6 separate regions of the Homo sapiens genome follow, and regions 1, 2, 3, 4 and 6 are each linked to region 5. The links are chromatin loops, found by intact Hi-C in ENCODE. Cell type or tissue: chondrocyte. All regions are shown on one strand. Each heading gives the region's core, and the rest is flanking DNA. Links, peaks and the distances in the headings are about the cores only. Region 1 holds the start of MRAS (muscle RAS oncogene homolog). Region 2 overlaps ESYT3 (extended synaptotagmin 3). Region 3 overlaps LOC124909438 (a long non-coding RNA gene). Region 4 overlaps PIK3CB (phosphatidylinositol-4,5-bisphosphate 3-kinase catalytic subunit beta). Region 5 holds the start of LOC124906289 (a long non-coding RNA gene). Region 6 overlaps PIK3CB (phosphatidylinositol-4,5-bisphosphate 3-kinase catalytic subunit beta).

The links. A loop is a pair of places that touch in the nucleus more often than their neighbours do. Peaks named below come from ENCODE experiments on the same cell type or tissue, not always from the same donor. Only the 100,000 strongest peaks of a DNase experiment are listed, where the experiment ranks them.
Region 1: a loop joins it to region 5, with 3 times the contacts of the local background. A loop is called at or near these places in 21 of 110 quality-filtered maps.
Region 2: it touches region 5 in a loop (13-fold over the local background); 31 of 110 quality-filtered maps call a loop at or near these places.
Region 3: a loop joins it to region 5, with 6 times the contacts of the local background. A loop is called at or near these places in 23 of 110 quality-filtered maps.
Region 4: a loop joins it to region 5, with 4 times the contacts of the local background. A loop is called at or near these places in 24 of 110 quality-filtered maps.
Region 6: a loop joins it to region 5, with 8 times the contacts of the local background. A loop is called at or near these places in 103 of 110 quality-filtered maps.

The regions. Positions count from the first base shown.
Region 1 is chr3:138,346,212-138,351,587 of GRCh38, forward strand. MRAS (muscle RAS oncogene homolog) reads left to right here and starts at 2,368. Exons shown (of 6, transcript NM_001085049.3): 1 at 2,368-2,556. RefSeq lists an enhancer at 1,880-2,835. In chondrocyte, for the core only: CTCF peaks have their summits at 2,187 and 2,391; no DNase peak of the experiment used is centred there.
Region 2 is chr3:138,476,687-138,482,062 of GRCh38, forward strand. It overlaps ESYT3 (extended synaptotagmin 3), which reads left to right. Exons shown (of 23, transcript NM_031913.5): 23 at 132-3,239. The coding sequence ends at 168. Among named protein-coding and RNA genes, the nearest start is that of ESYT3, 45 kb to the left of the region's middle. In chondrocyte, for the core only: CTCF peaks have their summits at 2,846 (motif pointing right) and 3,062; no DNase peak of the experiment used is centred there.
Region 3 is chr3:138,330,461-138,335,836 of GRCh38, forward strand. The region is part of intron 1 of LOC124909438 (a long non-coding RNA gene); the gene reads left to right. Among named protein-coding and RNA genes, the nearest start is that of NME9, 3.3 kb to the left of the region's middle. In chondrocyte, for the core only: CTCF peaks have their summits at 968 (motif pointing right), 1,167, 2,188 (motif pointing right) and 2,398; no DNase peak of the experiment used is centred there.
Region 4 is chr3:138,771,965-138,777,340 of GRCh38, forward strand. The region is part of intron 2 of PIK3CB (phosphatidylinositol-4,5-bisphosphate 3-kinase catalytic subunit beta); the gene reads right to left. Among named protein-coding and RNA genes, the nearest start is that of PIK3CB, 60 kb to the right of the region's middle. In chondrocyte, for the core only: a CTCF peak has its summit at 2,730; no DNase peak of the experiment used is centred there.
Region 5 is chr3:138,913,394-138,918,769 of GRCh38, forward strand. LOC124906289 (a long non-coding RNA gene) reads right to left here and starts at 2,589. Exons shown (of 2, transcript XR_007096114.1): 1 at 2,463-2,589. RefSeq lists silencers at 2,045-2,264, 2,675-2,824. In chondrocyte, for the core only: CTCF peaks have their summits at 2,200 (motif pointing left), 2,697 (motif pointing left) and 2,897; DNase peaks (open chromatin) are centred at 2,291 and 2,728.
Region 6 is chr3:138,696,715-138,701,714 of GRCh38, forward strand. PIK3CB (phosphatidylinositol-4,5-bisphosphate 3-kinase catalytic subunit beta) reads right to left here. Exons shown (of 24, transcript NM_006219.3): 13 at 2,193-2,381. Among named protein-coding and RNA genes, the nearest start is that of FAIM, 90 kb to the left of the region's middle. In chondrocyte, for the core only: a CTCF peak has its summit at 2,620 (motif pointing right); no DNase peak of the experiment used is centred there.

The DNA of each region.
Region 1 (5,376 bases), core at 210-5,209, 570 kb before region 5:
TTTAAGTTCCATTTCTGAGAAGAGGTATTATTACAGATATGTGTATAAAAGCAGTATAAAGACATCTCTTTGACTCTTGCATAGATGTTGGCTCAGCTCAAGCTGAGGGCATGGTCAGGGTCTTGTGCCAGTCAGGGCCCAAGAGAGGACATCTCTTACATGGGGAGCCCACGAGGGGCTGACAGGCCACCAGGATGTACAGATCCCTGCCCGCCTTCCCAAGTTCTGTGGTAAATAGAGGGGGTTGAGGGAGTCAGGTTCCAGGGCAAACCTAGACAGTCGAGGTAAACTACTGTCCCTCAAGCCTTCTCCCCAACCAGGTCTTTTACTCCCTACTGCCAAGGAGAGATACTCTTGATGGCACCCAACCTGCTGTCCCCTTCCTGGGGGACACTTGGGGTCTACAGGGTCTTTGGAGCAGCAGGTGGGAGTGGAGGCACAGGGGGTGCACAGCAGCTCCCACCAAATGGCTGCATGGGTGGCTGGGATGCCAAAGGAAGCCTGCATGGGATTAAGAGCCTCAGCATGGCAGGCAGAGCCAGCAGCACTGTGAGGCTCCCTTAGGCCTGGGGCAAACCTGAGAAGGGAGTGGGTTCCCTGGACATGTAAAGCTGGTTCTAAGTCATTGAGGTCCACCCAGAAAAAGAATGTCCTCAGAAATGATGCTGACAATCAAAACCACAATGAAATGCCATTTCGCCCCCAATAGGATGACTAGAATAAAAAAAGACACACAATTACAAGTGTTTGCAAAGATGTGGAGATATTGGAACCCTCATATGTTGTTGGTGGGAATGTAAAATGGTGCAGCTGCTTTGGAAAACAGTTTGGCAGTTCCCCCAAAAGTTAAACATGGAGTTAACATATGATCCAGGAATTCCACTCTTAGGTATATACCCAAGAGAAAGAAAAGCATATGTTCATACAAAGACTTGTACATGAATATTCATAGCAGCTTTATTCACAGTAGCCCCAAAGCAGAAAACTAAATATCCATCAAGTGATGCAGGGATAAACAAAACGTATAGACATACAGTGAAATATTACTCAGTCATGAAAAGGAATGAAGTACTGCTACATGTTACAACATGAATAGATCATTAAACATTGGTTACTGAAAGAAGCTAGTCATAGTCACAAAAGGCCACATGTTGTATGATTCCGTTTATAGAAAATGTCCTGAATAGGGAAATCCATAGAGATTGAAAGTAGATTAGTGGTTCCCAGAGGCGGAGGAAAGGGGTGAATGAGGAGTGACTGCTAACGGGTAGTTCTTTTTGTGAGGGGCAGGGGAGGGGAGTGGGAAGTGGTGAAAATGTTCTGGAATTAGCTCATGGTGATGGTTGCAAAACTTTGTGAATATGCTAAACACCACTGAATCGTACACTTTTTTTTTTTTGAGACAGCGTCTCACTCTGTTGCCCAGGCTAGAGTGCAGTAGCGCAATCTCGGCTCACTACAACCTCTGCCTCCCGGGTTCACGTGATTCTCCTGCCTCAGCCTCCCGAGTAGATGAGATCACAGGCACGTGCCGCCATGCCGGGTTGACTTTTGTATTTTTAGTAGAGACGGGGTTTCACCATGTTGCCTAGGCTGGTCTTGAACTCCTGACCTCAGGCGATTCACCCGCCTCGGCCTCCCAAAGTGTTAGGATTACAGGCGTGAGCCACCGCGCCCGGCTTGAATTGTACACTTCAAAAGGTGGAATTTTATGGTGTTGAATTATATCTTTATTTTTTTAACGGGGGGAAAATGACGCCGCTGGAGAGGAGTTAGCGGAACTGAAACAATGAAATGGTGCGCGAGTGTCGCCTGTCCCCGTCGCATCCATCCCAACGAAGTTTGGGCCCTGGAACGGTGCACCCAGAAGGCCTGCGGGGAGAGACGCTGGGGCATGATCTGGAAGAAAGACGTCTCAGGATTCGAAGGGAATGCAGCTAAGGTGGCGGCGGAGGTTCGCCTAGGACTGGGGAGGCGTCCCTAGGCTCAGAAGTTGGCCCGGCCGGAGCGGAGATTTAAAGGTTGGAGCGCAGAGGCTCTTAAAGAGGCCGAGTCGAATTCCCACTCGGCGTCCACCTTAAAGCCAGCTCCCCGGCACCACGGATCTGACCCGGGTAAGTGCTGGGCCGCGGGAGAGGCTGCGGCGCCGACCCCAGCCCCTGGCGCTCTAGCGCGCCCTGCCGGGCCCAGGGGACTCGGCGCGGGTGGGCTGGACTTCGTAGGCGCGCGTCCTGGGGGCCGGGGTGCACGCGGGGGCGACAGGGTCGAGGCACCCGGCCCGGGCTCCCCACTGGCGCGCCCGCAGCGGCGCTCTATTTTTAGCAGGCGCTGTGGCAATATAAGGAATGCGCGGCGCGCTAGGCGCTCGGGGCGCACGCTGGCGGCGCGGTCGCTTTAAGGAGGCGCCGGGGCGGGGACGGACCGGAGTGGCCGGCTGGCGGGGAGCCGTCAGTCCGGCGGCCGCGGGGCCCGGCGGGCGCGACGCTGCCTCCTCACCGGCGCAGGCTAGGAGGGGGCGGCCTGAGTGCCGTAGCCGAGCCGGGGCTGGAGCGCGCGGTGAGTGGTCGGGCGGCCTTGGAGGGGAGGGGGCCCGGCCGCGCCGCCTCTCGCCCCGGCCGTCGCTTTGTTCCGGGGCGGGAGGTGTGGCCGCCCTCCGGGCTCGGCCGCGCTCTCCGCTTGCGGGGTGCGCCCTGGGACCGGCTGTGCGTGGCGTTTTGCCCCCATCGCGGGCTCCCGCGTAACGGTGTGCGTTCGTGAAATCGGCCACGACCAAGACCCCAGTGGGGAGGGCCTGCGCGCCGCTCAGAGAGACCCTTTCATGGTAATTACAGTTCCTTGGCTGCCTGGGCGAGAACCCGGTGGATAGATGGGCGGCAGGACGGGGCGGCGGGGGATGGGTGGGTGGGTGGGGGACTCTTTACCCCCCCGCCTTAAGATGGCGTTAACGAGGGGAGGGATCCGCCAGGGAGTTGACAAATTCATCTGAATAATAAAACGCAGCCTGCTTCATAAACAACCCTTCACTGCCCCCGGAGGTTTGGGGAGCTGGAGCTGTGGTCACAACTAGGGCCTGGGCTCATGCATTGAACTGATCTGGCTGAGGCATCAGACACGGTGCCAGTCCTGCCCTGCGGGGAAGACAAGAGCACAAAGTGACAAGCCAGTGTGGTAAGTGCTGAGATTCGGTAAGCCCAGGGGTTGTGGGAGCCCCTAGGGGTCCCTACTGCAGAGTGGGAGGTGAGAGAAGGCCGCCTAGAGGAGTTAATGTCTGGCTGGCCGCAGCGTATACACTGGACACCCAGTTAGACTCTGGCTAGAGCTGAGGTCTGTTCTGGCCTGGGGCAAAGTGGAGTCTGGAGAGGTGGACAGAGTCCATCAAGGCCACTGGGGCCTTGATCATAGAGCTCTGCCATTGCCCCTACTCCCCAATGGCCCCTGATGGTGTGGAACCTCCCTGGCCTTGCTCCTCTAGGACTCACTCTGTCCTGGACCTGACCAGAGAGGGTGGCTGACAAGGCTCGGAATCGTGGCCTCCAGAGGTTTGTCTGGCAGCAGAAGTAAGATGGAGATATGACTTTAAGAGCTCTGAAACTCCACTGTAATAACAGCAACCAACAGGGCTTCCAAAGACCAGGCACTTGAAGTGGATTTGCTCATCATTTGACAAGACACCTCTTGACAAGACACCTCCAGAAGGATTTTGTTTATTGTAAAGGATGGAGGAACTGGGGTGAAAAAGAGCCAACAGCTTGCCCAAGATCATATCTGAAGTCCATGCTTTTGGCCACGTGGCTGTCCTGGGCTTCGGAAGGCTCTGGTGCAGCCTGTGTTAGAGTTTTGTAATATATTGTTTTATAATTATTCACTATAGACATTCACTGGTGGGTTGAAGTGTGAGGCAGTGAGCTGTGGGTATTAATAACTGACTCGTGTCAGAAGCTTAGCAGTGAACAAAGCACTTTCTCGGATACGGTTCTTAGAGCTTCTCCTGCTTCTTTTCCCGGGGAAGAAACTTGAGCTGCTAACATTTTGTAAACCTCCTAATTTCCTGTAAATCACATGTCCCTGCTGAGTGGGGCTGAAAATGTTTCGGGCAATGGTTTTCACCCTTAGGTCTGTTCACACTGCCCAGCAGCCAGTTAGCTTCTCTCTGTAGTTTATGGTGTAGTTTGTCCTTTTTCTGCCGGGGTGGGAGGCATGGGGCTTTCATGCTCTGGGGTTTTTGAGGTCTGCCAGCCTCTGGGGAGGGAGGTGTTGGGCAAGCCTCGTGCTCTGGTGGAAACTGACCCCCTAGATGTGACCTCGGCATTTCCTAAAGCTGGGGGCGGGACTGGGGTAGGCGGTAGTCAAGGCCCTTTGGTGAAGCAAGCGATTGTCTCCAGCGTTGTCAGCTTCGCTCCTCCATAAGACAGTTGCTAATTTCCACCTCTGTTTTCACCTACATAAGACACTTTATGACAGGTTTAACTTTTATGTTATTATTAGCTCTAGCCACTGGTATTTCATACTCAGTTCGTCTGAGCTACTTATAAAGTGACAAGTCCAGCCAGGGCAACATGGTGAAACTCCGTCTCTACAAAAATTAGCTGGGCCTGGTGGCATGCACCTGTAGTCTTAGCTACTTGGGAGGCTGAGGTGGGAGGATTGCTTAAGCCCAGAAGGCAGAGGTTGGAGTGAGCCATGATCACGCCACTGCACTCCAGCTTGGGTGACAGAGCAAGACCCTGTCTCAAAAAAAAAAAAAAAAAAAAAAGTGACAAGTCAGTTACCCTTGGGGTTGGTTTGGTTCCTAAGCTCTAGTGATCACCTGGAACCAGGAATGACTATTGGCCTCTGATAAATTAGGCTCCTGGGATGACTGGTCCTAACCTCAGTCAGAATCACATGTTGACCAGCCTCCTGGATCTAGTGAGTTCTCAGGGAAATGTGGCTTCCATAATATATTTCACATCAGATTTAACCATTGTAATCTGTTCTGCCAATGAAATGCCCCCAAACAGAGTGTGTCTCCCTGAAAGCAATTGAAAAACATACCTGCTCATGAGCATTGTGTAGTTTGTACAAGCATACTCATGTGAACTGAATGGGAATGCATTCTTGTGCAATGCTGGAATGTTCTTAAGTGTCCAGAGGATGTGCATTGAGTTCCAGAGGCTCTGTACCTGCCAGGCCCTGGGCAGGCATAGAAGGTACAGTCACCTTTATCTGGAGACAGGTAAAAAAGGAGCTGGAGGAGTTCCCTGAGACCTGGGACACCTGGCAGGTACCCATTGTCTAGGGACTCAGCAGAGAATTCAAGCTTTAAGAGGAATTTTCTTGCTGGACTCTGAGTCCCTGTCAGCCCTCCTAAGTCTTAGATCATGCCTCTGAGCCCTG
Region 2 (5,376 bases), core at 140-5,139, 440 kb before region 5:
CTGGCCAACTTACAGAGAGACAGGTTCTGCTGGTCTTACAGAGGCCCAGGCAGGCAGGACTAGGCAGTTTGTCCTGTTACCACAACACACTGTCATTACTAACGTTAAGTCCAAACGTAACTGTCTTACAGGTATGAGCTGACTCCAAATGGACAGCCCAGAAGCTGATGATGAGAATTCTTATCACTCACCTTTATATTAAAATGTATATATATGTATATATTTTTTCCTTTGGATCACTTACATCCAATATATGTATATTTTGTCATTTAAATCAGAACAACCACTTGAAATTATATACATACAATTCTTGTGTGGAATTTAACTCCATGACTGAATAGCATAAGGAAGAGGTTATTTAAAAGCAAGAACTACTTTTTTTGGTTGGATTTTTTTGTTCAAGTCCAGAAAGAAATGTTATATTTGTGCCTACTAAATTATCCAAACCTCAGTGTTTATATACTTAAACAAGTGCCACTTTTTAGTAGGTAATTATATACCATCTGATTTAGGACTTACCTGAATGTATGTACCAGAAAGTGTCCTGCCTCTGGCATAGGGGCTGGGGGAGGTCTGTTTCTGGAGCCACTACCAGCATTCCTGGGCAGTGACTGGCCAAAGGGAAGTCACTTTTTTATGGAAATAGAAAGTGACCCAACTCAAAACTGCCAAGAGCTAACACTGCCAAAGCCCTTCTGGCTGCCACCTGTGGTACTTGTATGCCTGGATATTTGTTCTTTTATTTGACCTGGAGCTAAAAATGTATTTCCCTACTGGCAAAAATGTTATACTGATATACTTAAATACCTTGAGTTAAATACTCTTGTGTAGTCTAAGGGCCAAACTCCAGCGTGTAGCATTATTTCCATAGGAAAATGCAAACCAAGTTCCAAGCCCAGGTCTATGTCTGACTCTCATAGCAAAGCACTGGAGACTGCTGAAGAGTGTCACCATCAGAGAAAAGGAAGCTTTCAGATAAGTTTAGGCTATTCAACTTTTCTAAAGAGATGGTTGGTTCACCTAAATAACATGTTAAAAGCAAAGTATTAAATTATATGCTTAAACAAGCGCCTCTTTTACATTTCAGACTTTACAAGACCAAATATACTTCTCATCCCCTCCAACATTCCTGGACCTCCTCTTCTCTCTTACCAACACCAACACTACCTGCCGTCAGTTTTCTGTCTCTGCCTCTGCCTTCACTGCCACTTTTCTGAAGCAGGGCAACATTCGAGAACAAAGTTTTGTCATGTTACTCTTATTCCAGTTTCCTGCCATCTGATTCACATGCAGATGTTCTATTCCAGAGTAGTCCAAATACTATGCTCTGCTGACTCAAGTCATGTCTCAAACCTATTTCCTCTATTAAGTAAGTCAGTCAATCCATAGTGAAATGGACTCTTCCTACCGCCTGTAGCATTTACTGTTGATACTGAGTATTTTCCATTTTAATAGTTCCCAGCCTTTATAACACTAAGTTTTAAGAAATGTTGATTAGGCATCTGCTAAGGTTACATGCTAAGCAGCTACTTATATTGTATTTGGTATTTAATTTTGTTTATTCTCCAGTTGAACAGTAGGGAACAATTCAAGCTACTTGAATTGTTTTTCACCCTCACCATCCAAGACCGTGTTAAGTACATAGAAGATGCATGGTGAAATTCGTTTCTGCTGAGGTTTCTATTTTAAATGGCAAATTCTCATAATAAAATGGAGCATTGATGCCTACCCTGTCTACCTTATGATGGCATTCTAATTGCCCCCTAAATAGACAAGTGCCTTGAAAATGGAGAAGCACCAGAGAAATAAGGGAATGTATCATATGTACATCGAAACATTAGCAACCCTAAAACAGCTAATCAAAATGGCAGATAAGTGAAAACCTACCCCTCTTCTTCCAAACTTAAACCACAAACATTTATTTTAAACGTGGTCAATTGAACCGTTTTTACCTGTGTCAGGCAACACAGGTAAATACCTGGTGATGGTCTGAAGAGGAGTTAAAATGTTGAAGGGAACCAGAATTTTAGTACACAGCAGACAGGAGGCAAGGTTATATAGGCGCTGTGTGAGGGGCAGGGAGCCTGAAAAGTTGTTAATACCTTGGCTGCCACTGAGGACAAGAATTGGTTTTCAGCAGTGGGTGGAAACAATCAGCTAATATGCAGGAGCATAGGGTCTGAAGTTAACATCATCTTGGTACAGAAACCCCCAAACCTAAGACGGAATGTGAATATTGGTTTAGAACCTGGAAGCCTGTGAAGCCTTGATGGAGGCAACCATAAAATTGGCCCCACAGGGTTGCCACTCCCATCCAGGGCACATATGCGACAACTGCAGCAGATGGCTGTCACTAAAGGGAAACTCACGGGCAAAAATAAATTATGAAACAAAACAAAAACAGACTTTAAAAAAAATACAAAGTACACAGGAATATCAAACTGAAAAATAGCCATAGATAATATTTCAGCCAGAAGGAAAATGTACCAGTAAGGCAGAAATAGCATGTGAGAAGCAGTGGAAAGCAAAGAAATCCATAAAATACATTGGCAAACCTAAGCAAGTTTTGATGATGATTGTTCACAAGATATAAACAAATAACCAAAGATTTTTGCAAGGGTTCAGAAACATAGTAGAACTAAAATGTTAGTACTAACAACTAAGAAGGGGCAGCTAGGCTGATTAAGAAAGTAAGTATTCAAGACCATATCTTATTTAGGAAGCTAAAGATACTCATCTTAAAAATATAACTGTGTCAGTCACTAATTCATTACCTCTCAGCTTCAAATTGACGTCTGTCTCCTTTGCTGCTTTCCCGGCAGGCTGATGTTTGGCTTTGCCAATAGGGGGCGATGGAAGGACACTCTATAGCAGGAAGAAGGGGCTTTTCTTCTGATGTTTTCCATGGCTGCTAGCTAATTGGCATACAGAGCTGTTCTCAATCAATCACCTAAGTACCCCCACAGTTTACCCTTGGCTCATGGCCTTCATGTTTTATCAGCAGGCAACACCTTTTGGCAAGTTTCTTAGCCACAAGTGGGTTGCATGGTCCTATGGCTGCCAGCGGAAATCTAAATCTCAGCCTGGTAGGGAGGCACTTAGTTTCTAACTTCCTTTCTTGTTCACTCTCCCTTACCCCTGGGGGTAAGGATCTGCATCCTGAAGTTGATATTCTGTATCCCCTAGAGTCCACTTCTACCCCGTTTAGTAGTAAATACAAGAATTGCTAACTAGTAAAAGGTGGTTAAGTTTTTCATGTTTGGTTACCTGTGCAATGTGGTTTCTGTCTCCTAAGTATGTATTCAAAATTGCAAGATAACTATGAAAATAGAGTAATAGCAGAAAGCCAATAAAGTTGATATATACAACTTCCAAATTAGCAGTGAAGAAGAAAAGGTTATAAAGAAAAATCAACCCTGCAAAACGTAGGAGGGGAAAGCAAAGACATAGTAGACAATACAAAAGATGGTCAAGATACGTCTAAATATATTTGTAATTACAATAAACAACACTATTAAAATCTAGAATGTCAAAAGTAAAAAGCAGTTATATGCTGTTTATAAGAGGTTCACATGAAACAGAAATGTTGAAAGTAAAAAGATTAAAAGATCCATCCAAGAATCATTTAGATTTCTGTTTATATTAATGGCAGCAAACAATATATTAAGAAACAGATGCTCCCTATTGCCACTTCTGTTCAACAATGTATTGCAGCCTGAGTAATAATAGGGCAAAAATAGGTACATCTAACCAAAACTTCTATGTGCAGATGATATGATCATGAGCATGAAATCCAAGATAATCTAAATTGCTAGAATTAACCAGAAAGTCTTCAGCAAGCTTGCTTGATACAATGTTAAAAAAACTGTAGTTCTGTTCCCTAAGAGAAAATAAGTGCATAAAAATATCAATCTATATGAATACATTCAACAACCCCTATAAGAAAACTAAAACTTTTTAAATAAATGTTAAACCTAAAATGGAGAGCTATGCCACGTTTGAGGTTGGAAAACCCAACAAATGCCATTTCTCTCCAAATTAATTATATGTTTAATGAAAGCCCAATAAATCAACAGGTTGTGTGTGTAACTTGATAAGCAGATTCAATGTACATGGAACTACAAAAGGTAGAAAGCCGCCTACTCAACGCCAAAGTTCATTTTCAAGCTGTAATAACTAAGACAGAATGGTACTAGTGCAGGGAGCCAACTGGGCCAAAAGAACAGAAAAGAGCCCAGAAACAGACCCATTCACATATACTCAATTTATGACAGAGGTAGCACTGTGAACAAAGGGAAAAGATAGACTTTTCAATAAAAGGTGCTGGGACAATTGGATATTCATGTGAGAAAATACGAAATGGTCCTTTACTCATATCACATTAAAAAATCAATCAACTCCAGGTATATTAGACTGTGTAAAGCAAAACTATACAGCTGTAAGATAATATAGGAGAATAATTTCACAACTTGTGACTAAGGCAAGATTTCATAACACGCAAAGAGCACTAACTAAAAGACCACACATCTCTCCGTGAAAATTAGGTACTTCTGTTCATAAAAATAAACTATAGGCTGGTGCGGTGGCACACACTTTTAGTCCCAACTACTTGGAAGGCCGAGGTGGGAGGGACCACTTGAGCCCAGGTGTTCAAAGGCCAGCCTGGGCAACACAGTGAGATCCCATCTTTTTTTTTTTGAGATGGAGTCTCGCTCTGTCACCCAGGCTGGAGTGCAGTGGCATGATCTCAGCTCACTGCAACCTCTGCTTCCTGGGTTCAAGTGATTCTCCTGCCTCAGCCTCCTCAGTAGCTGGGACTACAGGCACATGCCACCATGCCAGGCTAATTTTTTGTATTTTTAGCAGAGACAGGGTTTCACTGTGTTAGCCAAGATGGTCTCGATCTCCTGACCTCGTGATCTGCCCGCCTCGGCCTCGCAAAGTGCTGGGATTACAGGCATGAGCCACCACGCCCGGCCGAGATCCCATCTCTTTAAAAAACAAAAAACAAAAAACAAACAAAAAAAACACTATGGGAGGGCCGGACACGGTGGCTCACACCTGTAATCCCAGCACTTTGGGAGGTCAAGGCAGGCGGATCACGAGGTCAGGAGATGGAGACCATCCTGGCTAACACAGTGAAACTCCACCTCTGCTAAAAATACAAAAAATTAGCAGGGCATGGTGGCACGCGCCTGTAGTCCCAGCTACTCAGGAGGCTGAGGCAGGAGAATCACTTGAACCCGGGAGGCGGAGGTTGCAGTGAGCCGAGATCCTGCCACTGCATGTCTCAAAAAAAAAAAAAAAACAAGAAAACAAAAACAAACACTATGGGAAAATGGAAAGATAGGTCACAGAATGGAAGAAGACATTTGT
Region 3 (5,376 bases), core at 214-5,213, 580 kb before region 5:
GATAGAGAAAGCTATACCAGGCTGACACTAATTAAAAAAATAGCTGAAGTAGGTATGTTAATTTCAAGAAAAGCAGACTTCAGAACAAGGAAATTTATCAGGTATAAACAGGGACATTACATAAAGTTAAAGGGATCAGTTATTTGGGAAGACATAACAATACTTAATATGTATGTACTTAAAAACAGAGCACCGAAATATGTGAGGCAAAAGAAGATAAAACTGCAAGGAAAAATAGGTAAACTCAGTATTATAATAGAATGCTTTCATACCATTTTTAAAAAGTAATTAATACATCCAGCAGAAGCAAATGAGCAAGGATATAGTTGAACTGAAAAATATCAAATTGATCTAATTGACATTTATGCAATATTTAGTTCAACAACAGCGGAATATAGATTCTTTCTCAAGCTCACATGGGACATTCACTGAGATAGACCACAATCTAGGCCATAAAACATAGCTTAACAAATTTAAAAGGATAGAACAAAGTATGTTCTCTGACTGCAATAGAATTAAACTAGGAATCAATCACAGCTGATGAAAGAGATCTCACAGATTTAAATAAATGAAGAAATATTCCGTGTTCATGGATAGGAAGAATTAATATTGTTAAGATATCAATTCTTCCTAAGTGAAGCATACACCAAATGATTTCCATCCAGGGAGTGCTGATACCCTGTTTGGCCATGAGGTACCCAGCAACCCTCTGTGAAGTACAGGGCGATGGGTATACTGGAGACCGAACATCTTCCTACCTGTCATCCTGCCTTCTCCCACTTCAGCTCCGAATCCACCTACTCTTTTCTTGCATTCAGTCCCATGGCAATATTCAGTTCCATGATAATATTACGCAGAGCCACAGGCAGTCCTTAAGACACCACATTGCAAACTGAGTTGACTAGATGCAAATCATGTTCATTGCCACAAGGTGGTGGTTGCTGAAGCTCTTGAATGGTGTGGAATCTCCCTTAGAATTTAGTTTCCAAAATAAAATTCAAATCAGATGCTAAATTCCTCTTGCCAGCACATGGAAAGATAGTGACATTTATTCTTTCTGAAAGGGTTAAATTTCTTACCATGTGGTCTCTATTACAAAATGTACTCACATCTTTGCCAGGCTAAACCTCAGAAACAAATTTAGGTAAACCACATGTCCCAGTTTGCCTGGGACACCCCCACTTTTCACCTGTTGTCCCATGCAATTATTAATAGCAACCCCTCTCACTTTCAAAAGTGTACAGTTTGGGTAGGGTGCAGTAGCTCACGCCTGTAATCCCAGCACTCTGGGAGGCCGAGGCAGGTGGATCACTTGAGGGCAGGAGCCTGGCCAACATGGTGAAACCCTGTCTCTACTAAAAAAAAGTATCAAATAACTGGGCCTGGTGGTGCATGCCTATAATCCCAGCTACTTGGGAGGCTGAGGCAGGAGAATCACTTGAACCCAGAAGACGGAGGTTGCAGTGAGCCAAGATCGTGCCACTGCACTCCAGCCTGGGTGACAGAACAAGACTCCATCTCAAAGAAAAAAAAAATTACAGTTTGGACAACATGGAACCTCATCAGTTTTTTCCCAGATGAATCACCTTGGGCCACTCCTGCTTTTTAATAAAACTTCCATCTTTTACATGTTTTGTGACACAGGTGAATGGTTTTTTTTGTTGTTGTTGTTTTTGTTTTTTTGGTTTTTTTTTGAGACAGAGTCTTGCTCTGTCACCTGGGCTGGAGTGCAGTGGCGTGATCTCAGCTCACTGCAACCTCCGCCTCCCGCGTTCAAGCAATTCTCCTGCCTCAGCCTCCCGAGTAGCTGGGACTACAGGCATGTGGCACTATGCCCAGCTAATTTTTGTATTTTTAGTAGAGATGGGGTTTTACCCCGTTGGTTGGCCAGGATGGTCTAGATCTCTTGACCTTATGATCCGCCTGCCTCAGCCTCCCAAAGTGCTGGGATTACAGGCATGAGCCACTGCTCCCCGCTGGGTCAGTGTTTTTATTTATTATCCAAAAGTCAGATTTTTTCAAATGTATCTATTTTTAATCAGCCCTTCCCTCAGTGATGTACTTTTTTGTTTGTTTTATTTTAATGCAAAACCTGCTAACTAAATTTAAGGGCTACTGAGGTGTTTTAGAGTTCAAAAGATTAAAAACCAAACTCTTCCTCCTGCAACTCATGTTTATTGCCACAAGGTGGTGGTTTACTCAAAATAAACCCTTCTGAGACCCAAATTGGACACTAGGAGCATTTTCTTTATCAAAATGCTTCAGAACTGATGTGACTCTGTAAAACAAGAATGACCCTCCTCACTTTAAGAGGAAATCATAGACCAAAGCAGGCTGTGCTTCCTCGGATGCCTTCCCGTTTTTCATCGTAGAAGATAAGAATGTATATACACATCTTCGTCTAACCTAACTCCTCTCTCCTTCCAGGTGTAATGTCTTCTTTTTTCCACAAGTAACAGCAGGTCCCTCCTGTGCCTTGCTCTGAGGAAGGCAGCTGGGAGTGGTAGAACTGGGAACTTTAGGGTCAGACAGATGTGGGCTGGATCACAGATACACCTACTACCTGTCTAAGCTTGGGTGAAGCTACTTCAGCTTATTCAGTCAGTCTTAGTTTCCTCATCTTTAAATTTTTTTTTTTTTAAAGAAATGGGGTCTTGTTATGTTGCGAGGTGCCTGGAACACCTAGGCTCAAGCAATCCTCCCACTTCAGCCTCCCAGGCAGCTGGGACTGCAGGTGTCCACCACCATGCCCGGCTTGTTTCCTCATCTTTAAACAGGGAAATAAGACCTACCTTTCAGGAATGTTGTGGAGAGAGGTAATGCGTTTCAAAGTTTCTTGACATTAAAACCAGTATTACTGTTGGCCGGGTGCAGTGGCTTACGCCTGTAATCAGTCCCAGCACTTTGGGATGCCAAGGCGGGTGGATCACGAGGTCAGGAGATCGAGACCCTCCTGGCTAACGTGGTGAAACCCCGTCTCTACTAAAAATACAAAAAAAAATTAGCTGGGCGTGGTGGCGGGCGCCTGTAGTCCCAGCTACTCGGGAGGCTGAGGCAGGAGAATGGCGTGAACCCGGGAGGCAGAGCTTGCAGTGAGCCGAGATTGCACCACTGCACTCCAGCCTGGGCAACTGAGCAAGACTCCATCTCAAAAAACAACAACAACAACAAAAAACCCAAAAAACAGTATTATTGTTGTTGTTGTGAAGGTATCATGCCCCCTTTCCACAGTATAGATACGTTGGGCAGCAGCTTCCCAGCCAAGGATTGCAAGCCATAACTCCCCAGGAGGTTCATCCAAGTTGTTGTGTGGATCAATATTTTAATTCCTTTTTATTACTTCGTATTCCATGGTCTCAGTATATCACCATTTGTTTCAAATTAATATTTGAGTGGGATATGAGGTTTTTTATTTCCCCATATGGATTTCTGGTTGCATAAGCACCATTTGCTGAGAAGACTTTCCTTTACTTCACTGGATTGATTTGGTGTCTTTGTCAAAAACCAACTGGCCATGTAAGTGTGAGTTTCCTTCAGGATTCTCTAGTCTATTCCGCTGATCTAGTTGACCATCCTTATACCAGTACTTGATTACTAGTTGTATAGTAAGTCTTAAAATCAGGTAATCTAAGTCATCCAACCTTGTTTTTCTTTTTCAAAATTATTTGTCTATTTTAAGTTCTTTTACTTTCATACAAATCCTAGAGTCAATCTGTTAATATGTCTGTCTTTAAAAATCCTCTTGAAAATTTGATTAAATTGCATTAAACCTAAAGATTGACTTGGGAAGAATTGACATCTTAATAATGCGGAGTCCTCCAGTCCATAAATAGGATGTGTGTTCCATTTATTCTTTAACTTCAGCAATGTTTTATAGTTGTTAAACCAATCTTGCAAGTCATTTGTATTCATTATGCTATTATTAATGAAATTGACTTTCAAAATTTATTGCCAATTTTGTGCTGCCAGTACATAGAAATACAACTGATTTTTTGTATATTGACTTTGTATTCTGAGATCTTGCTAAACTCACTTATTAGTGCTGGTAGTTTCTTTGTTGATTGTGAGGGTAACTTTGAAAACACAAGATAGTGAGCCATAAAATGGAAGCAGCTAGTCTGAGCCTAACAACCTGCCTTGGACTGTGTTGCATTTTCTTCGTGTCGTAGTAGTCATTGGGGGTTACAATCAAACTGCTCATCTGTATTGTGAGTCCCTGTAGGGCAGGTTGTCCCAGCTACTTCCTAGTGAATCTTTTTTAATGAACCTCAGGTTTCCATCATGACCTGAACGAATGAGCCCTATGCTGCCCACCATTCATGCTTACTGAGAAGTCAGAGGAGATGACAAGGAGACTTCTACATGTTGTAGAGGAAGCTGACCATAGGTCCCTCCTGTTGACCGATGTTTCTCCATGGGTCTCTCATGCATCTGCATATTTTTCAAGCAGAGGCACTGACTGCTTTATTCCCAACAGCCTTTCCAGGAATGTTTATATAGTGAACAACCTTGAAAGATAGAGGTAGTATCTCCTTCTAAAGCAAAGGAAAGGTTTGTTTACAGCCTTGGAAGTTAGAGATAATGTCTCCTTCTGTAGAAAGCATACTTAACTCTTCAGTGTAAAAGCTTTGGTTTCTTGAAGCTAGGATTCTTCTCCTATAACACAACCTGCTGCATGTGCAGGTGTCACCTGGCCCTCTCTGCATTGTCCTATGGGAATCAGTTCAGGAAACCTATGCAAAAATGCTAATACTTTGGTTATTGCTATTGCTTTGAATAATAAACTATCCTTCATCTCTGACCCAGGAGCGACTTATATGTTCTTTCAGCATCCATGATTATGGAAGAATAACTTGTAAGCTTGCAAGGAGGGTAAAATCTCAGATGATTTACAGTTCTTGACACCTCCCTAGAGGTAATGAACTTTGCCCTTGATTGTTGAGCCTCCTAGAGAGCATGCTCTTCCAACCTCCCATTAGAACTCCTTGCCCATACACTTGAAACTTTTGAGGCAGAGCTAGATTTCAGTCAAGCTACAAAGACCTCATTATCGAGGACCACACTCCTCCAGTGTTTCACCCAAAGTTTCCTGAATGGCTGCCCTGGAGATTTGAGGGCTTAATGCTAAAAGGCCTTAAGCATTTAGAGATCTCTAAACATCACTAATATTTAACTCAAAGATTTGTGTGCATTTTATGGAATACAACATACCACATCCGTATTTGTTTTAATGTAAAAATAACACTTTAAAATTCTAGCCATCAGGGATTTTAAAAGTGTTTTCTAACTGTCTTGTTTGTCAAGACATTTGACGTGATGCTACTGGATGATGCTACTGGATTTCAGAAAATTGGGCTAAATTAGAGCAAGCAAGCC
Region 4 (5,376 bases), core at 141-5,140, 140 kb before region 5:
AATAACTTGGTAATTCCAGTTCTGGAATGTACCTATTTACAAACCTGAATACAGAAAAAGTTTCATGTATAAAGCAAAATATATAAAAATGAAAAATTTAAAAAAATAACAGACCCACCTGATGGCATCCACTTGGTGCACTCATTTAAAATCATGTTTATCAAGAATATGTGGCAATGTTTAGAAATAACATGAAAAAAATCCAAATATAAACTAATATACACATTAGAATTAGAACTGTGTTTAAAGTTAAAAGAAAAAACTGCAAGTATAACCTAATGCGCGGCAATTAAGGGTGGAAGGAAAGACACTCATACAGTTCAAAAGTAACTATAAAATAAATGTTTCTTTTATTCAACGTGCCTTTAATGATGGCATACAGTTTATACACTCTTTTAAAGTTCTATTGTTCCAGACACTTTGAGTGGGTCCAAAGGAAGGACTTAGGTTAGAACTTAGCAATTTATTCTGTATTTTTAAAAATTATTTTATTTTATTTATTTATTTTTTTGAGACAGGGTCTTACTCTGTTGCCCAGGCTGGAATGCAGTGGCACGATCATGGTTCCCTGCAGCCTTGACCTCCCAGGCTCCAGCAATTCTCCCACCTCAGCCTCCTGAGTAGCTAGGACTGTAAGCACACACCACCACACCCACATCATTCTTTTGATTTTTTTTTTTTTTTTTTACTAGAGACAAGGTTTCGCTACATATTCCCCAGGCTGAGCTTGAACTCCTGAGCTCAAGCAATCCTCCTACCTCGGTCTCTCAAAGTTTTGGGATTACAAGCATTAGCCAAAGCACCCGGCTATTTATTCTCTTTTTTTTTTTTTTTTTTTTGAGATGGAGTCTTGCTCTGTTGCCCAGGCTAGAATGCGGTGGTGTGATCTTGGCTCACTGCAACCTCAGCCTCCCAGGTTCAAGTGATTCTCCTGCCTCAACCTCCCAAGTAGCTGGGACTACAGTTGCCTGCCACCGTGCCTGGCTACTTTTTTTGTATTTTTAGTAGAGATGAGTTTTTGCCATGTTGGTAAGGCTGGTCTCGAACTCCTAACGTCAAGAGATCCACCTGCCTTGGCCTCCCAAAGTGCTGGGATTACAGGCCCAGCTATTTATTCTTAATATGTATGTGTTCATTAGTATTTCTAAACCACAGCCCAGGCACGGTGGCTCACGCCTGTAATCCCAGCACTTTGGGAGGCTGAGGTGGGCGAATCACTTGAGGTCAGGAGTTCAAGACCAGCCTGGCCAACATGGTGAAACCTTCTCTACTAAAAATACAAAAATTAGTTAGGCGTGTTGTCAGGCGCCCACCTACTTGGGAGGCTGAGGCAGGAGAATCACTTTAACCTGGGAGGCAGAGGTTGCAGTGAGTTGAGATCACGCCACTACACTCCAGCCTGGGCGATAGAGTGAGTGAGATACTGTCAAAGAAAAAAAAAAGTATAAAGATAAATTTAGACATATAATCCATAACACTGGTATTTCAGTGGAGAGGGAGGACATTATTGGTATTATTTCATCAAACTAAAAGGGCTGATGAAAAAAATTTAATAAAAGTCATATCACTCTATTATTCCAAAATATACAGCTAGCCTCTTTAAAATATGCCATTTTAAGTTACTTAATACAGTCCTTGAAATGGAAAAAAAATTTAAAAATTAAATGGTCTTCTTCCAAACACATAATTTTTTATTAAGCAATGCTAATAAAACTCTTCAGATTTCTAGTTTTTAGTCTACCTTCCTCTTTTCTAATCTAAATGTTCGACCGTGTTTACCCCTAACATCAACAAGATAAGTTATTCCAAATGGATATATGTATTTCCAGGAGAAATGTATTTCATCCCCACAGTCTTCTCTCCTCACCCTCTCCACCCCTTGCTGAAACCCATTCAAGTGAACAGTATTTGGGACATGGGAACTATCATTAAGTGTTAAGCTATTCCAATCACTGTTTGACAATAACCACGTTTTAAGGTAAAAATGATTATTTCCCTAAATAGATAAAATTAATAGGACAAAGACTACCAAAGACCAATATCTACTACATTAACATAGAGACCTTCTCTAGCCTTTGAAGATATAACTAAGGGAATTCTCCTACATTACAGGAGAGCATTTTCTGTTTTTAAACACTTTTGCTAATAACGCATAAACAAAAATACCCAACATGTAATTGTACAGTTCAATGAATTTTTGGAAAGCAAATACCTATTGCAAAGCAAACCACTATCCAGGTTAAGACAAAGAACACTGCCAGCATCTCAGGAGACTCCTTGTTTGTCTCTTTCAGATAGCAACCCTCTCCCAAACCTCCTACCACCATCTGACTTCTTTTGTAAGAGGTGGGGGTTGTTTTGTTTTTTAATCACTTTAGGTAACAGTATGGGAGCAAAGCAAATATCCAAATAATTGTGGCTCACTGGATACACTTTTGCACCTATCATTCAAGTATATATTTTAGACAAAAGTTTCATTGTCTAGATGACTGCTTCTGTTTCTCACTCCAATGAGTGGCAATGGGTCCAATAGACTAACTGAGGTGGGTGCTTTTGAATGTCAACAAATCTTCCTTCTAGAAATGGTATCCAATCAATTCTGGTTCTTGTTTACAAGTACCATCATGACAATCAGGAATGACTGTTTGTGTAGCAGAGTACCCACATGTAATTGCAATGAGAGTGAGTCATGAGCCAAATTGTACAAGTGTGTGGTGGTGCTGGTGAGTAACTAACCAACAGCTCTCACATCTAGGAACTGAACCAGTGCCAGAAAGCCATCTGGATAGCAAACAGTAACATGAGAAGAATTTTAAATAGCTTACAGCTGTAGAAAATGCACTATTCCAGGCTTTGAATTCTTTTAGTTATTTCTGTCTGCTGTCATTTTGAAAATAAGTCATAATATGTAAAAATTAAAAGAGCATCCAATAAAGGCTGGCATTTATCCCAAGTAATTTCAGGATTACTCCTTTGCATGATGGTTTAAGTTTGGTCTGGCAAGTACTTATCATTTGTTTGTCTGTTTTAAACCTTTTCCTTGGAGACCAATTTTCTTCCTAAGCTATCCACCCATGAATGACAAAATGCTTCTGTGTGTAGCTTTCATTTCTCCCTCACTATGGACTGTAAATTGAGAGGGAAAAGACTAAGAAAAACTGAAGAAGTATCTGTCCTTGATGCCAAGTCTTCTTTCACTGGTTATTCTCTCTAGAGGACACAGAGAGTCCAGAGAGGCAGGCTGATAATGTCATCTCAGTGCTAGGCCTTGATCAAAAAGAGGAAGAGAAGAAAACTGCAGAGGGACAAAGTGGGAAAACAACTGAATTTCAAGGAAATGAATATTTAATAAGTACTTATTCTGTTTAAGATACCATATCACACACTTGATTGGGAGATGAGGTAATTACAAAACAAAACGAAGCAATTTGCAATCCAGCCTGTACCAGAGCAGTTAGGTCTAGTGAGAGACTAGCGGAGGCATGTCTGTTCTCTGAATGATTGCAGTGTTTTTTACCTCGACCTCCCAGAGCCTCAACCAGAAGGGATGAGGATGGAATACTGGAAAAGGGAAATACAGAGTACCCGCCTGAACTTCTTAAGGTGTGGGACTGCAGTGTCTGGGGATCAGGCTATGTCATCTAAAAAGTTGAGGCAGCACCACAATGTTGCTGTCATGAAACCCCCTCACTGCCTCACTGCCCCAGCCTATGACCTGTGCATAATGGGATGAGTACTGGGAGTTACATGGTTTGGAATATAATAATTAATCACATGTTACTATGTCTAAGATCCCAAAAGATCTGAAATCTTTATCTGTTATGCATTAACAGGACAGCTTTTGGATACTGTCCTGTATTTAAGTTATAACATCACCCTATAAGCTAATAAATTATATTTCGTTTCAAAACCCTCAAATATAGCATTCTTTTAAATTAAAAAGCATACATTGGCCAGCCGCGGTGGCTCACACCTGTAATCCCAGCACTTTGGGAGGCTGAGGTGGGTGGATCACCTGAGGTCAGGAGTTGAAGACCAGCCTGGCCAACATGGTGAAACCCAGTCTCTACTAAAAATACAAAAATTAGCCGGGCGTGGTGGCGTGTGCCTGTAATCCCAGCGACTCAGGAGGCTGAGGCAGGAGGATCACCTGAACCCCGGAGGCAAAGGTTGCACTGAGTGGAGATTGCACCATTGCACTCCAGCCTGGGCGATAAGAGCAAAACTCCATCTCAACAAAAAAAAAGAAAGAAAGAAAAATGACATTAGTATCCATTTCATACCATTAGTATAACAGTTAATAATTTAAAATGTTTCCTGACTGAACGTAGCTACTAAAACCAACCCATACCTTTTTCTTCTGGAAACTATGGGAATACTCTCAAGGGATTAAAAATGTTTTGGATAAAACATTAGCAAGGAAAGAAAGCTTTAAGAATCTAAGGCCGGGAGTGGTGGCTTATGCCTGTAATTCGAGTACTGTGAGAGGGCGAGGCAGAGGATCCCTTGAGGCCAGAAGTTCGAAACCAGCCTGGGCAACTTGACAAAACCCTGCCTCTACAAAAAAATACAAAAAATACAAAAATTAGCTGGGCGTGGTAGCACACACCTGTAGTCCCAGCTACTCAGGAAGCTGAGGGACGATCGCCTGAGCCTGGGAGGCAGACATTGCCGTGAGCTGTGATTGTGGTACTGCATTCCAGCCTGGGCGACAGAGTGAGACCCTGTCTCAAAAAACAAACAAACAAACAAACAAACAAACAAAACCCCAGCATGGGCAACATGGTAAAACCCTGTCTTTACCAAAAACACACCAGGCATGATGGCATGCACTTGTGGTCCCAGCTACTTGGGAGGCTGAGGTAGGAGGATCACTTGAGCCTGGGAAGCGGACATTGCAGTGAGCTGAGATCATGCTACTGCACTCCATTGTTGGTGACAGAGTGAGACTCTACCTCAAAAAAAAAAAAAAAAAAAAAGAATCTAAATAATCTAACAAAGTATTGAAAAGTAGCTTAAAAAAATTGTGATTACACGATCAACAGCACTGCTGTCACAACCTGGGATGATTTTAAAACATGGCCACAAAATTATTTTACATCACTCCTGCACCTACTGGTGCTGCCTGCCAAGGCTGTGGGCAAAGTCATCTCCAAGCTGAGCAGGAAGGTCACTGGCATAGCCTTCTATGCCCCCACCACCAATGTGTCCCTCATGGACCTGACCTGCCATCTGGAGAGACCTGCCAAATGTGATGAGAGGTCAGGTGCACGATCCCTCTCCTTGAATATGGCTTCAGTGATGGCTTGACCTCTAATAGAATACAGCAGGGGTAATGCTCTACTAATTCCCAGGTTTAAGAAGCTGCAGCTTCCA
Region 5 (5,376 bases), core at 174-5,173:
TAATTTTGCAAAGAGCATTTGGGGCAGTCACGGTGGCTCATGCCTATAATCCCAGCATTTTGGGAGGCTGAGGCGGGAGGATTACTTGAGGTCAGGAGTTTGAGACCAGCCTGGCCAACATGGGTGAAACTCCACCTCTAACAAAAAATACAAAAATTGGTTGGGTGTGATGGCAGGCGCCTGTAGTCCCAGCTACTGGGGAGGCAGAGGTGGGAGAATCTCTTGAACCTCGGAGATGGAGGTTGCAGTGAGCTGAGATGGCACCACCGCACTCCAGCCTGGACGACAGAGTGAGACCCTGTCTCAAGAAAAAAAAAAAGAAAAAAAGAAAAAAAAAGACAAATTGCACTTCTGCCCAAACCCTTGCCTGAGCTAACAATAGTAGCTAACATGTATTGAACACTTTCTATGTGTCTGCCCTGCCCTTTGCAATGTATTAGCTCAAAACTCCGATTAATTAGATATTTTTATTAGCTTAATTTTACAGATGTGAAAGCTGAGGCAGACAGATAAATGGCATGTTCAGGGTTTTAGAGCTGATAAGAGACGGGGTTGGAGTTAAAATCCACGTTCTAGTTCCAGTCAGTGGGCCTGCCTGACCACTGTGCAATTCCTGGCTGCAAGTCCCAGCCTGGGGCTTTGGGTGCAAAGGGTGGCCATATTTAAAAGTGAGATGCTGTCCAATTACTCTCCCAAAGGGCTATGCCATTCTCTGGTACCACCAGAGTAAGAGTGAGGCCCTTTTTCTCTTCAAGGAGTATGTCTTTTTCTTTTTTTTTTTTCTTTTTTTTTTTTGAGACGGAGTCTTGATGTGTTGCCCACGCTGGAGTGCAGTGGCACGATCTCGGCTCACTGCAAGCTCCGCCTCCCTGGTTCACGCCATTCTCTTGCCTCAGCCTCCCGAGTAGCTGGGACTACAGGTGCCTGCCACCACGCCTGGCTAATTTTTTGTATTTTTAGTAGAGACGGGGTTTCACCGAGTTAGCCAGGATGGTCTCAATCTCCTGACCTCGTGATCCGCCCGCCTCGGCCTCCCAAAGTGCTAGGATTATAGGCGTGAGCCACTGCGCCCAGCCAGGAGTGTCTTTTTCTTTTCTTTTTTTTGAGACGGAGTCTCACTCTGTTGCCCAGGCTGAAGTGCAGTGGCGCAATCTTGGCTCACTGCGATCTCTGCCTCCTGGGTTCAAGCGATTCTCCTGCTTCAGCCTCCCGAGTAGCTGGGATAACAGGCGTGCGCCACCACGCCTGGCTAATTTTTGTATTTTTAGTAGAGACGGGGTTTCTCCATGTTAGTCAGGCTGGTCTCCAACTCCTGACCTTGTGATCCGTCCGCCTTGGCCTCCTAAAGCGTTGTGATTACAGGCGTGAGCCACCGCACCTGGCAGGAGTGTGTCTTTTTCATTTCCATATCCCTGGGTGTAGGGGATATGGAAATGAAATATACCCCACATAAGGTCCAGCATGGAGCAGGTAGGTGCCTGTGGGACGGCTGGATGGATGAATGGATGGATGAAGGGGAGCAGACAGGTGTGGAGAGAGGGAGGACAGGTCACACCAGAGGGGCCATTGCTCAGTGTGGCATCTTGCCTCTAAAACTCATTCATTTAACACGTTGAAGTGTTCCTTATTTTTCGGTTCCTAGCTGACTCGCCCCTTCCTGGAGGGATCTGCTGAAGCGTCCCTCTCCGATCAGAGCCTTCCCTGACCTTCCTGTCTCCACCGCACCATGCATTCCTCACCCTCCTTATCCCGCTTAGTTTTTCTCCACAGCATCTATCCTCACCGTACATGCATTTACACTTCTGTTTTGCTTATCGTTTTCCCCATCCCCGCAGGGGAGAATAGGAACCTCACTAGGGCAGAGGCTTTGTTTGTTCACTGATTCATCACCGGGACTTAGGACATTTCCTGCTGTTGTCGCTCAGTCAGTATTTGGTGAATATGGCCCCTGTTATTCACTGTTCCAGGAGCTGGGAGTGCAGCGGCGGGCGGGACAGAGACCCCGCCTTCAGGGCTCGACATTAATCCTGCCTGAAGGTGGGAGCCCGAAGAGCCTCTCCCAGCCCTGGGCTCCAGATCACTTTGTCCCTTCCTAAAGAAATCTAAGGCTGGCAGCGACGGCTCTCCCTTGGGCGCAACAGCCGCGCCCCCGGCGGCAGGCCCGCCCCACAGCGCCCCCTGGCGGCCCCGAGCGCGCCGCACTGGAGCCCCGCGCTCCGCAGGCGAGCTGGAAACCCCGGGAGCTCCGGGGCCATTTCCTCCCAACTTTCGGACACTTCTGCTTTCGCCCGGGGCGGGAAGAGGAGGAGGGCTGGGGGAGGGCGCAGCGCAGGGCGGGGCAGGAAGGCTGGGGCTCTGGCGCTTTCTGCCACGGCGTCATCTGGAAGACCCGCTTTTTCAAGGGCGAAGACCCCACATTCTTGGAGGGCCTAGCTTTCCTCCGGGCCCAGCTCTACACTCACCTTACGCCTCTTCTCCCCGCGGGAGGTGAGGGGTTGCGGGGTCACAGGAGGAGGCGAGGGCCGGGCCAATGTTCGTCCTGCCGCCCTACGTCCCCTAGGTCCTGCACCAGGGTTTTGGGGCCAAAGCAAGCAGTGCCTCTGTGTTTGGGGTGGAGCTTCTTCACGGTCTGTGAACACTACGCGCAAGCCCTCGGGCGCGGTATGGGCGAGTGCCCTGCCCTGGCGGGGGTCCCAGGGATCCGCAGGGAGGGGAAGGCCTCCGAACAGAAGTCAGGGCGCCACCTGGCGGCCGCAGCCCACAGCCCACAGCCCACAGCCCACAGCCCGCAGCCCGCAGCCCTCAGAGCCCAGACGCGCCTTAGGGGCCGCTTGGCCAGCGGGATCTGCAGACCCTAACCCTCCTGCAGGATCCCGGGCCCATTTCCCGTAGTGGTTGCGGGCCTGGGTCACTGACATACGTAAGGTATGACAATCCTACGCTAAGGTAGGATTGGACTTTGAAGAGCTGAGCAATGGCTGGGCATGGTGGTTCACTCCTGTAATCCTAGCACTTTGGGATGCTGAGGCAGGAGAATCGCTTGAGCCTAACAGTTCGAGACCCTGCCTCTACAATAAATTAAATAAATAAATAAATAAATAAATAAATAAATAAATAAATAAAAAAGGAGCCAGGTGGGCCTGGTGGTGCGCGCCTGTACTCTCAGCTACCCGAGAGGCTGAGGTGGGAGGATCTCTTGAGCCTGGCAGGTCCAGGCTGCAGTGAGCTGTGATTGCACCACTGCGCTCCAGATTGAGCGATAAAGTGAGACCCTGTCTCAAAAAGCAAAACAATATATAAAAGAGCTGAGCACCGACCAGTCCAAGCATGAGAATGGCTTCTGTTGCTGTTGGAACTGAAGTTTCCTGACTTCATGGATGCCCTGAGGGCTCAAAATGGCTTTACCTCCTCTCCATAGTTCTCTTTTTTTCTCCTCTGTCTATATTGTTCCTTTTATTCAGTCTTGATAAAGTGTGTGTGTGACAATAAAATGAATACATAGTCGCTATTTTTAAAAATGGAGAAAGTTCCTGTGGTTCCTGTTGGAAGTTTTCCCCTTCCTGAGAACATGGGTCTGTGCTCACTGGAAATGCAGGTTTGCTGGTTCTCCTTCCTTAATCCTGGCAGGACTCTTGGCCCGGAGTCAAGTCCACTCCCCTTCCTGGTGTGGGCAGGAATGGCCCATTTATCTCCAGGGCTGGAAGCACCTTGGAGGCAGCTCTGGAATTGGTGAGGCTTTGGGGGTGGGAGGTAGGGGGTGTCAGAAGGGAGGCATTGGGCATCCTCAGATGTTTCTCACTTTTTTCCTTTTGCATAACTTGATTAATTTTTTTTTTTGTGAAGTTCTTGCCCATTCAAAAACAGTTTTATTTTATTATTATTATTTTTTTTGAGACAGGGTCTCACTCCGTCACCCAGACTGGAGTGCAGTGGCACAATCACGGCTCACTGCAGCCTCCACGTCCCTGGGCTCAGGTGATCCTTCCACCTCAGCTTCCTGAATAGCTGGGACTACAGGCGTGCATTGGCTAATTTTTTTTTTCTCTCTTTCTTTCTTTTTTTTTTTTGTAGAGATGGGGTTTCACCATGTTTACCAGGCTGGTCTTGAACTCCTGGGCTCAAGCTATCCACCCCGCTCTGCCTCCCAAAGTGCTGGGATTACAGGCGTGAGCCACTGTGCCTGGCCAGTTTTATTTTATTGTAGTAGGTTTGCCTGTTGTTTCGTCTTATTTTTTTTCAGACATGGTCTCACTCTGTCGCCCAGGCTGGAGTGCAGTGGTGTAATCTCGGCTCACTGCAGCCTTCACCTCCTGAGTTCAGGTGATCCTCCCACCTCAGCCTCCCAAGTAGCTGGGACCACAGGTGGGTACCACCACACCCAGCTAATTTTGTTGTTGTTGTTGTTTTGTAGAGATGAGGTTTCGCCATGTTCCTCAGGCTGATCTTGAACTCCTGGGCTCAAGTAATCCCTGCCTTGGCCTCCCAAAGTGCTGGGATTACAGGTGTGACCCACCGCGCCCGGCCAGTTTTATTTGCTTGTATTAGGTATACCTTGTTTTATTAGTAGCCACTCATAACACGGATGCCCCCTTCTCAGTTGATCTGATTTTCTTACAAAGGGTCACATCAGTGATGGGCCAGTATCCCAGATCTGGGGTGGCAGAAACCAAGGTTGGTGGTCCACTTTCCCACTTTGGTCAGGGGTGTCCAGTCCAAGAAGTCCAGATTCCAGTAATAGGAAAGTTAGGCTGTCTTCTCCTTCTCTTTCTCCTCCTCCTTCTCCTTCTCCTTCTCCCTCTCCCTCTCCCTCTCCCTCTTCTTCTTCTTCTTTCTTCTTCTTCGACAGTCTCCTCTGTAGCCCAGGCTGGAGTGCAGTGCCAAGATCTCAGCTCACTGCAACCTCCACCTCCCGGGTACAGCCTCCCAAGTAGCTGGGATTACAGATGTGTGCCACCACACCAGGCTAATTTTCATTTTTAGTGGAAACAGGGTTTCCCCGTGTTAGCCAGGCTGGTCTTGAATTCCTGACTTCAAGAGATCTGCCTGCCTCAGCCTCCCAAAATGCTGGGATTACAGGCGGGAGCTACTGAGCCCAGCCCTGCTGTCTTTATTTTCTACCTTACATAGTACAAAATCATATTTGTTCATTTTTTGTTACTTAAGAAATTTTTTTATTAGAACATTTCATTTCATAAAATAGAATGTATATCCTATTTGTTCCTAATAAACACCTGAAAATGCCCACTTCAACAATTCTGCTGATATTATGCTCCAACATATAGATGTCTTCTTTCAAAGAGCTGACAATCCCATCCTGGCTAACACAGTCAAACCCCGTCTCTACTAAGAATACAGAAAATTAGCTGGGTGTGGTGG
Region 6 (5,000 bases), core at 1-5,000, 220 kb before region 5:
AAGCACCAACCTCATCCCCAATTTTTCTCACTAATAGATCCCCCCTCCCTGCTTTGCCAAAGGCCCTAATGGACCAGCAGTCTTCTTTATGAGCAGAAGAGTTGGGAAGAGACCATTTCCTGGGTTTTGAAATAGCAGTAATAAAAAAAACTCCTCATATCTCCAGTTAATACTTGGAATACACTGCCCATAAATAACACTGAAAAGGAGAGATAAGATTATGTAATACTAGAGGTTCAACAATGTTGTGGTTAAAAACAACTCTACCATTGGAAAGTAATGACTTTGGTAAGATTATTTATAATTATTAAAAATTAAATCATGTAAGTGTAAAATTAAATAAATTGCCAAAACTCACCAAACCTCTCTATAAGACAGCTTTTAAGAGTACAGCAAGAAATTCTTTCCATTGTGATTCTAATGAAATAATATGATGCATTTCTTAGATATGTACTCAGCACTAGACACTATCCAAAAGAAACAGGCAAATGTGTCAACTAAAAAAATGCTTAGATCTTGTTTTCCATTACTGAAGGTTCATGGAAAACGAATCCTGAATTTAGATAATACATCAGTGGCTAGAAGACAATAACTATTCTACAGCAATTAAAATAAAATAGTTCCTTTTCAGTCTAATTTGGTCTAAGGTGGAAACAAGTTTAATCGAGGTACACACAATAATATAATTATATAACATGTCTCCAAAGATTTATTTATTTATTTATTTATTTATTTATTTGAGACAGGGTCTCCCTCTGTCACCCAGGCTAGAATACAATGGCACAATCTTGGCTCACTGCAACCTCAGCCTCCCGGGCTCGAATGATCCTCCTGTCCCAACCTCCCGAGTAGCTGGAACAGGCGTGCACCACCATGTCTGGTTAATTTTTGTATTTGTTGTAGAGACAAGGTTTTGCCATGTTGCCCAGGCTGGTCTTAAATTGCTGAGCTGGTCTCAACCTCCTGATCTGCCCACCTCAGCCTCCCAAAGTGCTGGGATTACAGACATGAGCCACAGACCCCAGCCATTTTATTTTTTTGAGACAAGGTCTCACTCTATTGCCCAGGGTAGAGTGCAATGGCATTTGGTTCACTGCAGCCTCAACCTCCCAGATTCCAACAATTCTCCCATTTCAGCCACTCAAGTAGCTAGGACTACAGGCACATGCCAGCATGTCCAGCTAATGTTTGTATTTTTTGTAGAGATGGGGTTTCACCATGTTGCCCAGGCTGGTCTGGAACTCCTGAGCTCAAGCGATCCACCTGCCTTGGCCTCCCAAAGTGCTGGGATTAGAGGTGTGTGCTACCATGCCTGGCTCCAAAGATCTTTAGACACTAAAAGTAAACACAAAAGAAATCCTTTCTACTCTTAAATTGAGAAGTGAAACAATAAATCCAAAGATTTTTAAAATGCATATAATTAAGATAAATCTGTATTTCTTCACTAAATTTTTAGTCACTATAGATTTACTAAGACTACATACTAGAGAGATTCATTGAACTGAAATAAGTAACATGAAAAAATTTGGTTATTTTAGTAGACCAAATTTATTTGTTCTGATTAAAAAACCCATTTCAAAGGTCTTTCTATTGAGCACTGGTGGGTTGTTTGAATTGAATAAATGCCAGTGCTTTTTGGCAGGGTCTTGAAAATTAAATCAGGGAACTAAAATTTGGTGGGTTTCTGAAGCAAAATGGTCTTTTTTCTATTCTGTCAAAACGCATACATTCAGCAATACTGGACAACTGAAATGAATGTTAAAATTGACCTGAATGATATATTATCTAAAATATTATTCTCTGTAATAGATGTAATTTTCAAACAATGGACATTCATTCTAGAACAGTCATTGCAAAGAGTCTAAAAGATTTAAAACTCTGGAGTTCACTGATGAAGCTGGTAGAAGGTACCCACGTCTTAGAAAGTGGTACTTTTGATAGATAATTGTCCCAAGATCAATGTTTCAATTGTATTTGGTGAAAGGTATGGCAATCCTACCCAAAATCTGAGATTTTTAAATTCTGGAAATGTTCTGGTCCATTACTTGGAGTATAAGAGTTTAAAACCTCAAAATTTCTCCTGCTTAAATTATCCTATCTATGAAAATATACCTATGAGAAAAGGATACTTTATGTGAATCCAACCAAGTACCATACACCCAAAAAAAGTTATAGAAACGATCTTTTGTTACCTGAGCAACATCCTCAAGTTTATTCCACTTGATTGACAGCAGTAATTTTGGCAGTGATTGTGGGAAAATCTCTCGGCAGTCTTGTCGCAAAGTCCAAATAAGATCCATTTCATTTTCACACAGTTGAGACAAGGGATCCCTGTCCAAGATTTCTTTCAATACAGGAAGAAACTTTTTTCCACCTCGACTCTAAAAAAGTAAAATGCTCATTATAGAATTTAATTGTGCAAACACCACAGCGAACTTTCAGTAAATTTATATATATTTATATATAATAAATGAACCTAAGTATGTGAGATACAAAAATATAATTCCATAAAAAAAAAAAAAAGGTAGATCCTTTAATAATTTCTAAGCTAAGGATGAAGAGATTCTTAAAACAGTTTCTAAAAATCTAAAAATGTAAACTGTGCAAACACTGGGTGGCAGTATTGCTTTTTGGATAAAAATCCAAGTCAGGCCAGGCAAGGTGGCTCACGCCTGTAATCCCAACACTTTGGGAGGCCAATGTGGGTGGGTGGACTGCCTGAGGTCAGGAGTTTGAGACTAGCCTGGGCAACGTGGTGAAAACCCGTCTTTACAAAAAATACAAAATACAAAAAAAAAAGGATAATGAGGTGGAGACTAAGAAGACAGTTATAAGACTAGAAGACTGATTACAAACAGGGGATTGAGCAAATAAGTAAATACACCAAAGTTAACAGAAATCCAGATTTCTCATCATTAGAAAAGGGAATTACAAATATGAAAAGACAAAGACTAGAAAATATACAGTGGGAATGGATCCATATTAGAGGTATTGATGAGAACTCATGGTCTTTAATAGATGGATAAATAAATATATCTCTGTGTATGTTTATTTTCCCAAACATATGGAGGTAAACAAATATATACTGTCTAGCTCTGTTTCACAAAAGGGCCTGGAAGCAACTGCACCCCTGCATTCTCCAAGGAGCACTTACTTACTTTATACCCAGGGGCAATGAGCATATCCAGGGCCTAGATCTTACACAGGCCAGGTATGGTGGCTCACGCCTGTAATCCCAGCACTTTGTGAGGCTAAGGCAGGAAGACTGCTTGAGCCCCGGAGTTCAAGAACAGCCTGGGCAACAAAGTGAGACCCCTAATTCTACTAAAAAAAATAGAAATTAAAAAAAAATTTTTAAATAGCTAGGTATAGTGGCATGTGCTTGCAGTTCTAGCTACTCAGGAGGCTGAGGTGGGAGGATCACTTGAGCTCAGGAGGTTGAGGCTGCAGTGAGCCATGATCGTGTCACTGCACTCCAGTCTGGGCAACAAAGCGAGACACTGTCAATCCATTCCATCCGTTTGTTTATCCGTCCGTCCATCCATCCATCCATCCATCCCTACATACTTTTCACAAATAAAAGGAATAAACTGAATATAAAAAATGAAACTCTCCGGAGAAATGCCTGATTCCAAGGCTGGGGTAGGGAAAGTACTAGATGAGTGTGGAATACGCTGTTGTATCGGAAAGAAAGAAATGCTCAAAGAATGATAGGGACAAAGCAAAAAGAGACAAGAGACAGCTTAAATGGGCTCCCATGAGCCAGATCTGGGATAAATTAAACATTAAGATAAATGACAGTAACTAATTACAAATCATCGAATAAATGGAAATCACAAATCCATCTCCTATAAGTTAAAAAAAAGAAGAAAGAAAAAAGAGATGAATGGGGGAGAAGAGGAGTTCAAGGCTGCAGTGAGCTATGACTGTACCATTGCACTCCAGCCCGGGCAACAGAGCAAGACCCTGACTCTAAAAAGATAGATAGATAGATAGATAGATAGATAGATAGATAGATAGATAGATAGATAGAGATAGAGTAGAAGAAAAGCCTCTAACCTATGTTATAAGCCAACTAATAAATCCAAAACGAAAAGCAAGATTTAAAATTGGCAACCCACTGCAGTAACACTGATTCAAGGAAGATGTATTAGTGAATGCAAAAAGAAGTGGGTGACAGCTTGATCTGAAATAGAATGTTTACTTAGTGTCAAAATACGCCCCCACAAAACCTTTATTTATTAACTTTATACTAGAAAAACCTAGCAGACACCGTACTAACCAAGGGATAACAGTTAACTTCCAGAGTAGTGGTAAAAGCCGATATTGCCTCCTGATAAAATGCAGTAAGAAAACTACACCTTTACTTCTTTGATATTCACACTAAAAATGCATAACTGGGATCCTAAACATGACAAAACATCAGGCAAATCCAAACTGAGGGATATTCTATAAAATAATTGGCCTATAGTCTTCAGAAATGTCAGTCATTAAAGATTAAAAAAAAAAAAACAAAAAACAAACAAACAAAAAAACACTGAAGAACTGTTTCGGACTGAAGGAAGCTAAATATACCTGACAATGAAATGCAGCAAGTAACCAGAGATTGGATCCAAGACTTATAAAGCACATGACTGAGAAAACTGGCTAAATTTGAATAAAATCTGTAGATTATATAGAACTGAATCAGTATTATTTTCCTGACCTTCATGAATCTACTCAGGTTATGTATAAAAATGCCATTTTTTAAAGGAAATACTGAAGAATTAAGGGGTAAAAGGACATGATGTGGCCGGGCGTGGTGGCTGACGCCTGTAATCCCAGCACTTTGGGAGGCCGAGACGGGCAGATCACGGGGTCAAGAGATCGAGACCATCCTGGCCAACATGGTGAAACCCCATCTCTACTAAAATACAAAAAATTAGCTGGGCATGGTGGCGCATGCCTGTAGTCCCAGCTACTTGGGAGGCTGAGGCAGGGGAATCGCTTGAACCCGGGGT